Regions from separate parts of the Homo sapiens genome. Here region 1 is linked to region 2. Evidence: read pairs that join two places in POLR2A ChIA-PET (ENCODE). Cell type or tissue: GM12878. All regions are shown on one strand. Region 1 overlaps SPPL2A (signal peptide peptidase like 2A). Region 2 overlaps TRPM7 (transient receptor potential cation channel subfamily M member 7).

Region 1 (5,000 bases), 88 kb after region 2:
GCTCACTGAAACCTCTGCCTCCCAGGTTCAAGCAATTCTCCTGCCTCAGCCTCCCAAGTAGCTGGGACTACAGGCACATGCGGTTAGGCCCGGCTAATTTTTTGTATTTTAGTAGAGACGGGGTTTCACCATGTTGCCCTGGCTGGTCTCGAACTGAGCTCAGGCAAACCACCCACCTCAGCCTCCCAAAATGCTGGGATTACAGGTGTGAGCCACCGCACCCAGCCGCTTCTCTTAAATGTAAACGCTAAATTCTCCTCTCAATCAACTTAGCATTTACTATATGCCTAGTCTATGCTCATCAATGTATTATAAAGGACTCAAAAGAAATTCAAGGCATAACTTTGTCCTACCTTTATTTAAGATAACGAAATATTGTATCAACCCTTGCTAGGCCACAGAGCTAATAATAGAGACAGAAGTCGAGGAGGAAAAGAACTGCAACTGTTGTTTGTTGGGCAATCTCTCTTGTCGACCTTACTACTGTCTCCTCCTAGTTATATGCAACCTATGACACATTATTAATACTACTTCTGAATACTTTTCAACAACTCTGTTCTAAACTCTGCTCCCTCCTGGGCAAATCCTGGCCCTGCTTGTTAGGTCTGGGCTCAATATAAAATTTAGGTTAAAAAAGTTTATTTATTTTAATATATTTTTAAAAATTAATTTTAAAAATAAAAAAAAAAAAAAGAGTAGATTGCCTGGGAAAAGAGGAGGGAGAGAGTTGATGGAGACATGCTAGCACCTCCCCCTGAAACTCCAGAGCTGAATGACAGGGTATTAAATAAATTTCTACAAATGTGGTACCTGAGTGTAAAAAGGTGCTAATTATGATATCTGTCACTACAGAAATACATTTAAAGCAATTTTTGTCATAGTATACATATGAGCCATAATAATTCAATATCTATTCATAGTCATTAAACTAAAAAGCACAGGCAATTTCTTGAAGGAAAGCATACAGTGTACTAGATTTATATCACATTAAAATATTACAATTCTGCTGGGTGTGGTGGCTCACACTTGTGATCCCAGAACTTTAGGAGGCTGAGGTGGGCGGATCACTTGAGGTCAGGAGTTGATACCAGCCTGGCCAACATGATGAAAGTCCATCTCTACTAAAAATACAAAAATTAGCCAGGCATGGTGGCACGTGCCTGTAATCCCAGCTACTTGAGAGGCTGAGGCAGCAGAATCGCTTGAACCTGGGAGGCAGAGGTTGCAGTGAGCGAAGACCGCATGCCACCGCACTCCAGCCTGGGTGACAGTGAGACTCCAACTCAAAAAAAAAGAAAAAAAAATTACAATTCATCTTTTTTGAAAAAAAAAATTGTACTTTCATATCAGCTTGAGAGCCATACGCAATAGAAACCTAAGCTTTATTGCATGCCATCTAGAGGTTATAAAGGCTGAGGACCAGTGACCTTATTATAAAAAGATTTTAGGCTGGGCATGGTAGCTCACGCCTGTAATCCCAGCACTTTGGGAGGCTGAGGCAGGCGGATCACCTGAGGTCAGAAGCTCAAGACCAGCCTGGCTAACGTGGTGAAACCACATCTCTATTAATAATACAAAAATTAGCTGGGCATGGTGGTGCATGGGAGGCTGAGGCAGGAGAATTGCTTGAACCCAGGAGGCGGAGGTTGCAGTGAGCCAAGATCGCGCCATTGCACTCCAACCTGGGCAACAAGAGCAAAACCTCGACTCCAAAAAAAAAAAAGATTTTAACACTGTGCTGAAAAGTCTTTCTACAGAACCCAGGCATCTTTCCCTTTTGCTTAAGGTACATCTCTCATTTGGTAGAGTAATTTTGGGTTGTGAGGTCCTGTTCTGGCACATTTTCCCTTCCCTAAGCCTTACTCTCTTTCCATCCAACTGTCATTACTTGCTAAATGATGGGCCTTATGTTTTTAATAATTATTTTTATGGAACTTTTTCCTTTACATCACTGATTCATATTCTCTTTCTCCATACGGTCACCACCCCTTTCTCCTCCCACATACACTTACTTCTCTCTATCTTTATTTTGCTCTTAGAATCAGCCCCCTCAATTTTAAAATCCATGATCCTGCAGGTATGGGACATTTCCTCTCCCAATCTGGTTTTTGAAGGCAACAAATTACTTGTTTCTGCTCCATCATCATGTTTTACAAATAAAAAAGCTGATATGTACTCCCCTCCAATTTTCAATTTTCTCAAGGAGGAGCTTGTCCTAGCGTGTATATAAAAAAGCTTGCCTTGCTAAACTCAAAGTGTGGTCCATAGGCCAGCTAAATTACTTGGGAGTTGTTAAAAATGCAGAATTGGGCCAGGCACGGTGGCACACACCTGTAATCCCAGCACTTTGGGAGGCTGAGGCGGGCGGATTGCCTGAGCTCAGGAGTTCGAAACTAGCCTGGGCAACACGGTGAAACCCTGTCTCTACTAAAATACAAAAATTAGTCAGGCTTGGTGGTGTGCACCTGTAATCCCAGCTACTGGGGAAGGTGAAGCAGGAGAATTGCTTGAACCTGGGAGGCAGAGGTTGCAGTGAGCCGGGGTCTCACCACTGCACTCCAGCCTGGGCAACAGAGTGAGACTGCATCTCAAAAAAATAAAACACACAATGCAAAATCTGGGCCCCTATCCCAAATCTACTAAATCTGAATTTGTAGTTTATTATTCTTTTTGTTATCTTTTTGAGATAGGATTTTGCTCTGCTGCCCAGGCTTGAGTGCAGTGGCATGATAACGGCTCACTGCAGCCTGAAATTCCTGGGCTCAAATGGTCCTCCTACATCAGCCTCCTGAGTAGCTAGGACTATAGGTTCATGTCACCACACCCAACTAATTTGTAAATTCTTTTTGTAGAGATGGGTCTCACTATGCTGCCCAGGCTGGTCTCAAACTCCTGGGCACAAGTGATCTATCTGCCTTGGCCTTCCAAAGTGCTGGGATTACAAGTGTGAGCCACCACGCCTGGCCTGAATTTGTATTTTAATAAGATCTCTAGATAAGTATATGCACTTTACAGTTTGAGAAGCACTATTCTAGAGAAGAAAAAATTTACATGGTAATGGAAGTACAGTAAGAATCTATAATAAATAGGAAAACATTTTCAATAAATCAGCAGCTTTTGGAAAATTATTTCTAAAGTTTCCCTAAGTAATATACAAAATGATTTTAGAGATATGGAGATCTTACATACTATGCTTTATAAAGATTAATAATTGCCAGGCGCAGTGGCTCACACCTGTAATCCCAGCATTTTGGGAGGCTGAGGCAGGCAGATCACCTGAGGTCAGGAGTTCGAGACCAACCTGGCCAACATGGCGAAACCCCATCTCTACTAAAAAAAATACAAAAAATTAGCTGGGTGTGGTAGTTCACACCTACAATCCCAGCTACTTGGGAGGCTGAGGCAGGAGAATTGCTTGAACCTGGGAGGTGGAGGTTGCAGTGAGTCAAGATTGCACCACTGCACTGCAGCCTGGGTGACAGAGTGAGACTCCATCTCAAAAAAAAAAAAAAAGATTAAAGATTAATAATGAAGGAGAAAAACATGCTTACTCATATGAAAGATGTGACTGATATATGTTGAAACATGCTTTCCAAATACAAAAAATGTTTAAAGCTCAATGCTCCAGGAACCTACACTTGTTAAACTCTTAACATTTCCCTCTTGATGTAAGTCAATCAAATTTTAGTATTTAAGAAATTACAAATAACCTTAGCTTCATTTAGTTACAAATAAGATCTTTTAAATGGAAGCTATAGATCAATTCACAAGGCAAATATATTTTGCCCTTCATACATGAAATAATATGCTCTGGGCACATTTTTTTCATTGAGAGTTATGAATATACACTGACTCTTTTTAATTTAGAGCCAAAAGTACAAAACTGTAAGGAGACCGAGTTAAGGTTACTACTAAATAGGAAAATCTGAATTTTATGTACATTTGAAATTTCTATATTTAAATTAAAATACAGACATGCTTTAAAGTTTTAGTTAATCTTCATGCTATAGATTTTTCTTCTCACTGTATAATTTTGGCCATTTGAGTCTTTTTGTTTAAACTGGCAGAAAGTTGAAATCTTTGGCTATTCAGGAAATCAAGACTACAGATGCTTTGCGCCCCCACAAACAGTACATTGCATCATTGTTCACTTTAGCAGCAGATGTGGTGGCTATGGGGGCAGTAGGGTTAGAAGTTTGTAGAAGGTAATTTTAAGGATAATTTATCATAAATCATTTCCCCTAATCTGCATAAATTAATTAGAACTGATTTTAATAAAACTTATAAAGTATATAGAAAACATTTAAAACTGTTGTTGGAGAAAAGGGAAGCATATACAGATTCAGCTGGATTGCATTTTACTTTCTGGTGTATGAATTTATGGCAAACAATGCAGTTTGTGGCTTTTTCATTTCTTTCAATAAAAATACTTAGAAAATATAATTTTTATTTTTTATGTTTTTGTAGAGATGGGTTTTGTTCTGTTTTGAGATGGAGTTTCGCTCTGTCACCCAGCTTGGAGTGCAATGGGATGATCTCGGCTCACTGCAACCTCCACCTCCTGGGTTCAAGTGATTCTCCTGCTTCAGGCTCCTGAGTAGCTGGGACTACAGGCGCACGCCACCACACCTGTTTGATTTTCGTACTTTTACTAGAGATGGGGTTTCGCCATGTGGGCCAGGCTGATCTCGAACTCCTAACATGAGATGATCCGCCTGCCTCAGCCTCCAAAGAGCTGGGATTACAGGCGTGAGCCACCACATCCGGCTGAGACGGGGTTTCACTATGTTGCCCAGGCTGATCTTGAACTCCTGGGCTCAAGTGAACTGCCCACCTGACCTCCCAAAAATGAGTCACTGCAGCTGGCCTTTTTTTTTTTTTTTTTTTAGTAGGGTCTCACTCTGTTGCCCAGGTTGGAGTGCAGTGGCACAATCACAGCTCCCTATAACCTGAAACTCCTGGGTTCAAGCAATCCTCTCACCTCCACCTCCTGAGTAGCC
Region 2 (5,000 bases):
AAAACAAAATAAAACCAGCCCGTAATTCCAGCTACTTAGGAGGCTGAGGTGGGAAGACTGCTTGAGGACAGGAGTTCTAGATCAGCTTGGGTAACAAAAGGAACTCCATCTCAAAAAAAGAAAAAAAGGCAAAGCATTAGCATTACAAGAAAAGACTAGGCCGGGCACACTGGCTCGTGCCTGTAATCCCAGCACTTTGAGAGGCCAAAGTGGAAGGATCACTTGAGCTCAGGAGTCAAGACCAGCCTGACAACATGGCAAAACTCCTTCTCTACAAAAATTAGCCAGGCATGGTGGCATGCACCTGTGGTCACAGTTACTTGGGAAGCTAAAGGGAAAAGATCACCTGAGCCCGGGAGGTCAAGTCTGCAGTGACTGTGACACTGCACTCCAGTCTGGGCCACAGAGTGAGACCCTGTTTCCCCACTCCCCCCAAAAAGAAAAAAGAAACGGACGTGGTGGCTCACACCTGCAATCCCAGCTCTTAAGGAGGCATAAGTGGGAGCATAGCTTGAGCCGAGGACTTCAAAACTTGCCTTGGCAATATAGTGAGACCCCGTTCTCCACAAAAAGGAAAACAAGCATTGGACAAAACTGAATGTCTGTTCATTATAAGCACTGTCAGCAAACTAGGAAAGGAGGAAACTTCCTCAACAGATAACATAATACTTATTAAATCTTATCAAGAGTACCACTACATGCTAAGTCTTGTGATTCATTCTAGCTAATCATGGAATCTAGGTGTGGTCTCGGAGATTCCTGACATAAATGTGAACAAAATATATGAGATAACTGTTTCAGGCATTAAACAAGAAGAAACACGAAGCTGTGATCCTTGAAATGAGGGAAACACATGAGGTAAACCCCCATGACTGCACCAGCTTGGGGGCAATTTCTCAATCATAGAGATGACACCTAGGCAGAAAACAGTAGACACTGGGCCAAGCAAGGAAGTAGAGAACAGAATTCTAGGCTGTTGAAACAGTTGGAATTTGTAGCAGAGTTACCAGAGAAAAGGGAGCTATAAAGACAAGAAGGAAAAAAATCTCACATGGGGATTCACCATGGGTCTTTGGCCATGGTCTAAGGTGTATCTGTGAGAGATTCTGTGATGCCTAGCAGTAATCACTTGCTGTGTGTGGGTCTGTGAACGGGGTCCTAAAGGTCTGGAAGACATAGCAGTTTTAGTTCAGCGTGAAAAGACATCACTGAACCCCCTGAACACTCAATTGAGAACACAAAAAAGCTATACCTTAAGAGGAAGGTCCACATCCTAGGACTAAGTTCAAAATAGAAGTAGAACTGCCCTAACAAAGAAGAAAATCAAACCTGAATGGACAAAAGAATCTATCAAAAATTAATTTAATCACCTGTCAGAAAGAAACTGAACACTCCTTACAGGAAAATTATTTACTCCAGAACAACAATATATGATAAAAAATTATTGGCCGGGTGCAGTGACTCACACCATCCCAGCACTTTGGGAGGCCAAGGCGGGCGGATCACCTGAGGTCAGGAGTTCCAGACCAGTCTGGCCAACATAGTGAAACCCCATCTCTACTAAAAATATAAAAAATTAGCTGGGCGTGGTGGTGTGCGCCTGTAATCCCAGCTACTCGGGAGGCTAAGGCAGGAGAATTGCTTGAACCCGGGAGGCAGAGGGTGCAGTGAGCTGAGATTGCAGCACTGCACTCCAGCCTGGGCAACAGAACAAGACACCATCTCAAAAAAATAAAAAAATACTAGACATATAAAAAAGATGAAGGAAAAAAAGCAGTCACCAGAAACAGACCCTAAATGATGCAAATGTTGGAATCAGTAGACAAAGACTCTAATGCAGGTATTATAAATATGCTGAAGGGCATACAGGAATAGACAGTCATAATGAGAGTGCACATGGTGCATCTCAGCAGTAAAATGGAAACTATAACAAAGAATCAAATAGCAATCCTAGCACTGAAAAATGTAATGTATGAAATGAAAATTCACTGGATGGGCTGGGCGCAGTGGCTCACGCCTGTAATCCCAGCACTTTGGGATTACAGGCGGGCAGATCACAAGGTCAGGAGATCAAGACCATCCTGGCTAATAAGGTGAAACCCCATCTCTACTAAAAAAAACCACAAAAAACTACCCGGGTGTGGCAGCAGGCACCTGTAGTCCCAGCTACTCGGGAGGCTGAGGCAGGAGAATGGCATGAACCCAGGATGCAGAGCTTGCAGTGAGCTGAGACTGCGCCACTGCACTCCAGCGTGGGCGACAGAGTGACACTCCGTCTCAAAAAAAAAAAAAAAAAGAAAAGAAAATTCACTGGATGGACAAAACAGCAAAATGGAGAATGTAGAAATAAGAGTGAACCTGAAGACATCAATAGAAATTATTCAATACATCAGATAAAGAAAAAAAAGTTAATTAAAAAAAAAAAACTTCCTGGCCAAATGCAGTGGCTCACGCCTGTAATCCCAGCACTTTGGGTGGCCAAGGCGGGCGAATCACGAGGTCAGGAGTTCAAGACCACCCTGACCATCAAGGTAAAATCCCATCTCTACTAATAATACAAAATGAGCCAGGCATGGTGGCATGCGTCTGTAATCCCAGCTACTCAGATGGCTGAGGCAGGAGAATTGCTTGAACCTGGGAGGCAGAGGTTGCAGTAAGCCAAGATCGCACCACTGCACTCCAGCCTGGACAACAGACCAAGACTCCATCTCAAAGGAAAAAAAAAACAAAAAAACAAAAAACCTTCTCAATCAGGTAAAAAATTTGAACGTGCAAATATTTACGCAAGCAGAATAAGTACAAAGAGAATCACTCTCAGGCATATTATAGACATGCTGCTGAAAACCAAAGGAATAGAAAAAAAAAATATTTAAAGTAGCTAGAGAAGAAAAAGACCCATTCCACACAGGAAGACAACTACTGTATTACAGCTGCCTTCTCATTAGAAACAAAAGCTACAAGATAAAATAATGACACCTTTAAAGTGCTGCAATGGGCTGGGCGCAACAGCTCACGCCTGGAATTCCAGCACTTTGGGAGGCCAAGGCAGGCAGATCACAAGGTCAGGAGACCAGCCCAGCCACCATGGTGAAACCCCATCTATACTAAAAGTACGAAAATTAGCCAGGCATGGTGGTGTGTGCCTGTAATCCCAGCTTCTGGGGAGGCTGAGGCAGGAGAATCACTTGAACCTGGGAGGCAAAGGTTGCTGTGAGCTGAGATCGCACCACTGTATGCCATCTAGCCTGGGCAACAGGGCAAGACTCCATCTCAAAAAAAGAAAAAAACAAAAAAAAAAAACCCCTGCTGCAATAAAATAACACAACCCAGAATTCTATATCCAGTGAAAACATTCTTCAAACATGAAAATAAAAGAAATATATTTTCAGATAGACCAAACTGAGAAAATTCATGTTCAGTTCAGTGTAGCTGCACTATATGAAATGCTAAATAAAAGAAACTCTTTGGCATCGTCAAACAAGAGACACCAGATGGAACCTCACCATCTATAAGAAGAAATGAAAAGGACTGGAGATGGTTAAGTACAGGGGCAAATATGAAAGACTGTCAGGTCTTTTTGTTTGTTTTTTTTTCTGGAGACAGGGTCTTGCTCTGTTGCCCAGGCAGGAGTGCAGTGGTGTGATCAGGGCTTATTGCAGCCTCAACTTCCCAGGCCCAAACGATCCTCCCGGCTCCAATGATGTTCCTGCTTCAGCCTCTTAAGTAGCTGGGACTACAGGTACATGATACCATGCCAAGATTTTTGTGTGTGGTTTTCTTTTTTTTTTTTTTTTGGTAGACACAGGGTCTCACTATGCTACCCGGGCTGGTCTCAAACTCCTAGGCTCAAACCATCCTCCTGCCTCAACCTCCCCAAGTGCTGGGATTACAGGCGCGAACCATCACATCCAGCCTGTCAGGTTTTTTGTTTTTGTTTTTACAGACTTCCTTGAAAAACTCTTCAATATATCTAAAATAAACCCATTCTATGTACTTTTATTCCTAGCCTACCACCCAGAGACCTTCTCTTCTTCCTCTTATACTTCCTCATCAGACCCTAAAGCATATTACAATTTACTCAGTTGCCTAAGAAGGAAATGTAGTTACCATGCTCAAATCTTCCCTTTTCTTCACATTCACCAAATCCTATTGCATTTATCTCATTAAGCCCTTCAAATATGCCTACTTCTCTTCATTGTCAAAAACATCTTACTTCAGGTTCTCATCTTTTTGCCAGAGTCACTCTAAAACTTTAGCAACTGGTCTATTTTCTTCCAATCCAATCTAAAAATGCAAACTGCTCTTACAAAAAATAAAATCAGCCGGGCCTGGTGGCTCACACCTGTAATCCTAGCACTTTGGGAGGCCGAGGCGGGTGGATCACCTGAGGTCAGGAATTCAAGACCAGCCTGGCCAACATGGTGAAACCCCATTTCTACTAAGAATACAAAAATTAGCCGGGCATGGTGGCGCATGCCTGTAATCCCAGCTACTCGGGAGGCTGAGGCAGGAGAATTGCTTGAACCCATGAGACAGAGGTTGCAGTGAGCCGAGATTGTGCCACTGCACTCCAGCCTGGGTAACAGAGCAAGACTCCGTCTCAAAATAATAATAATACTAATATAGCATGTTATTAATTGCCTGTACAATATCCTTTTAACATGAAATCAAAAGCATGTGCAACAAAAAGCCTTGTAGAGTAACTGAAACTCTCATTTTTCCAGGCCCAAATCTCTCAAATCTCCATCTTACATTCTGCAGTTTCCTGACAGAACCATGATGTCTTTCACTATCAGGCCTTCCCATACACTGCTCTCGCTGCCTAAAATTCCTGTCCTTCAACTTCTGCTCAACAGACACAACTTTACAACTCTTCTTAGGTAGCTTCACCTGAGTTTCAAACAGCCTTGACTGACCCTTCACCTTCCAAGTCTAGGTAAAGTACCCATCAAATATAATAGCATGTGAGTTTCATGCCACTGTGTTCTAACTCATATTTC

Evidence for each region. Peaks named below come from ENCODE experiments on the same cell type or tissue, not always from the same donor. Only the 100,000 strongest peaks of a DNase experiment are listed, where the experiment ranks them.
Region 1: POLR2A ChIA-PET joins it to region 2 with 5 read pairs; 4 of 35 experiments call an interaction of 5 or more read pairs at or near these places.

What each region holds. Positions count from the first base shown.
Region 1 is chr15:50,740,681-50,745,680 of GRCh38, forward strand. The region is part of intron 5 of SPPL2A (signal peptide peptidase like 2A); the gene reads right to left. Among named protein-coding and RNA genes, the nearest start is that of SPPL2A, 23 kb to the right of the region's middle. In GM12878, no CTCF peak of the experiment used is centred here; no DNase peak of the experiment used is centred here.
Region 2 is chr15:50,652,722-50,657,721 of GRCh38, forward strand. All of the region lies in intron 3 of TRPM7 (transient receptor potential cation channel subfamily M member 7), which reads right to left. The region is part of intron 3 of LOC128092252; the gene reads right to left. Among named protein-coding and RNA genes, the nearest start is that of TRPM7, 32 kb to the right of the region's middle. In GM12878, no CTCF peak of the experiment used is centred here; a DNase peak (open chromatin) is centred at 1,901.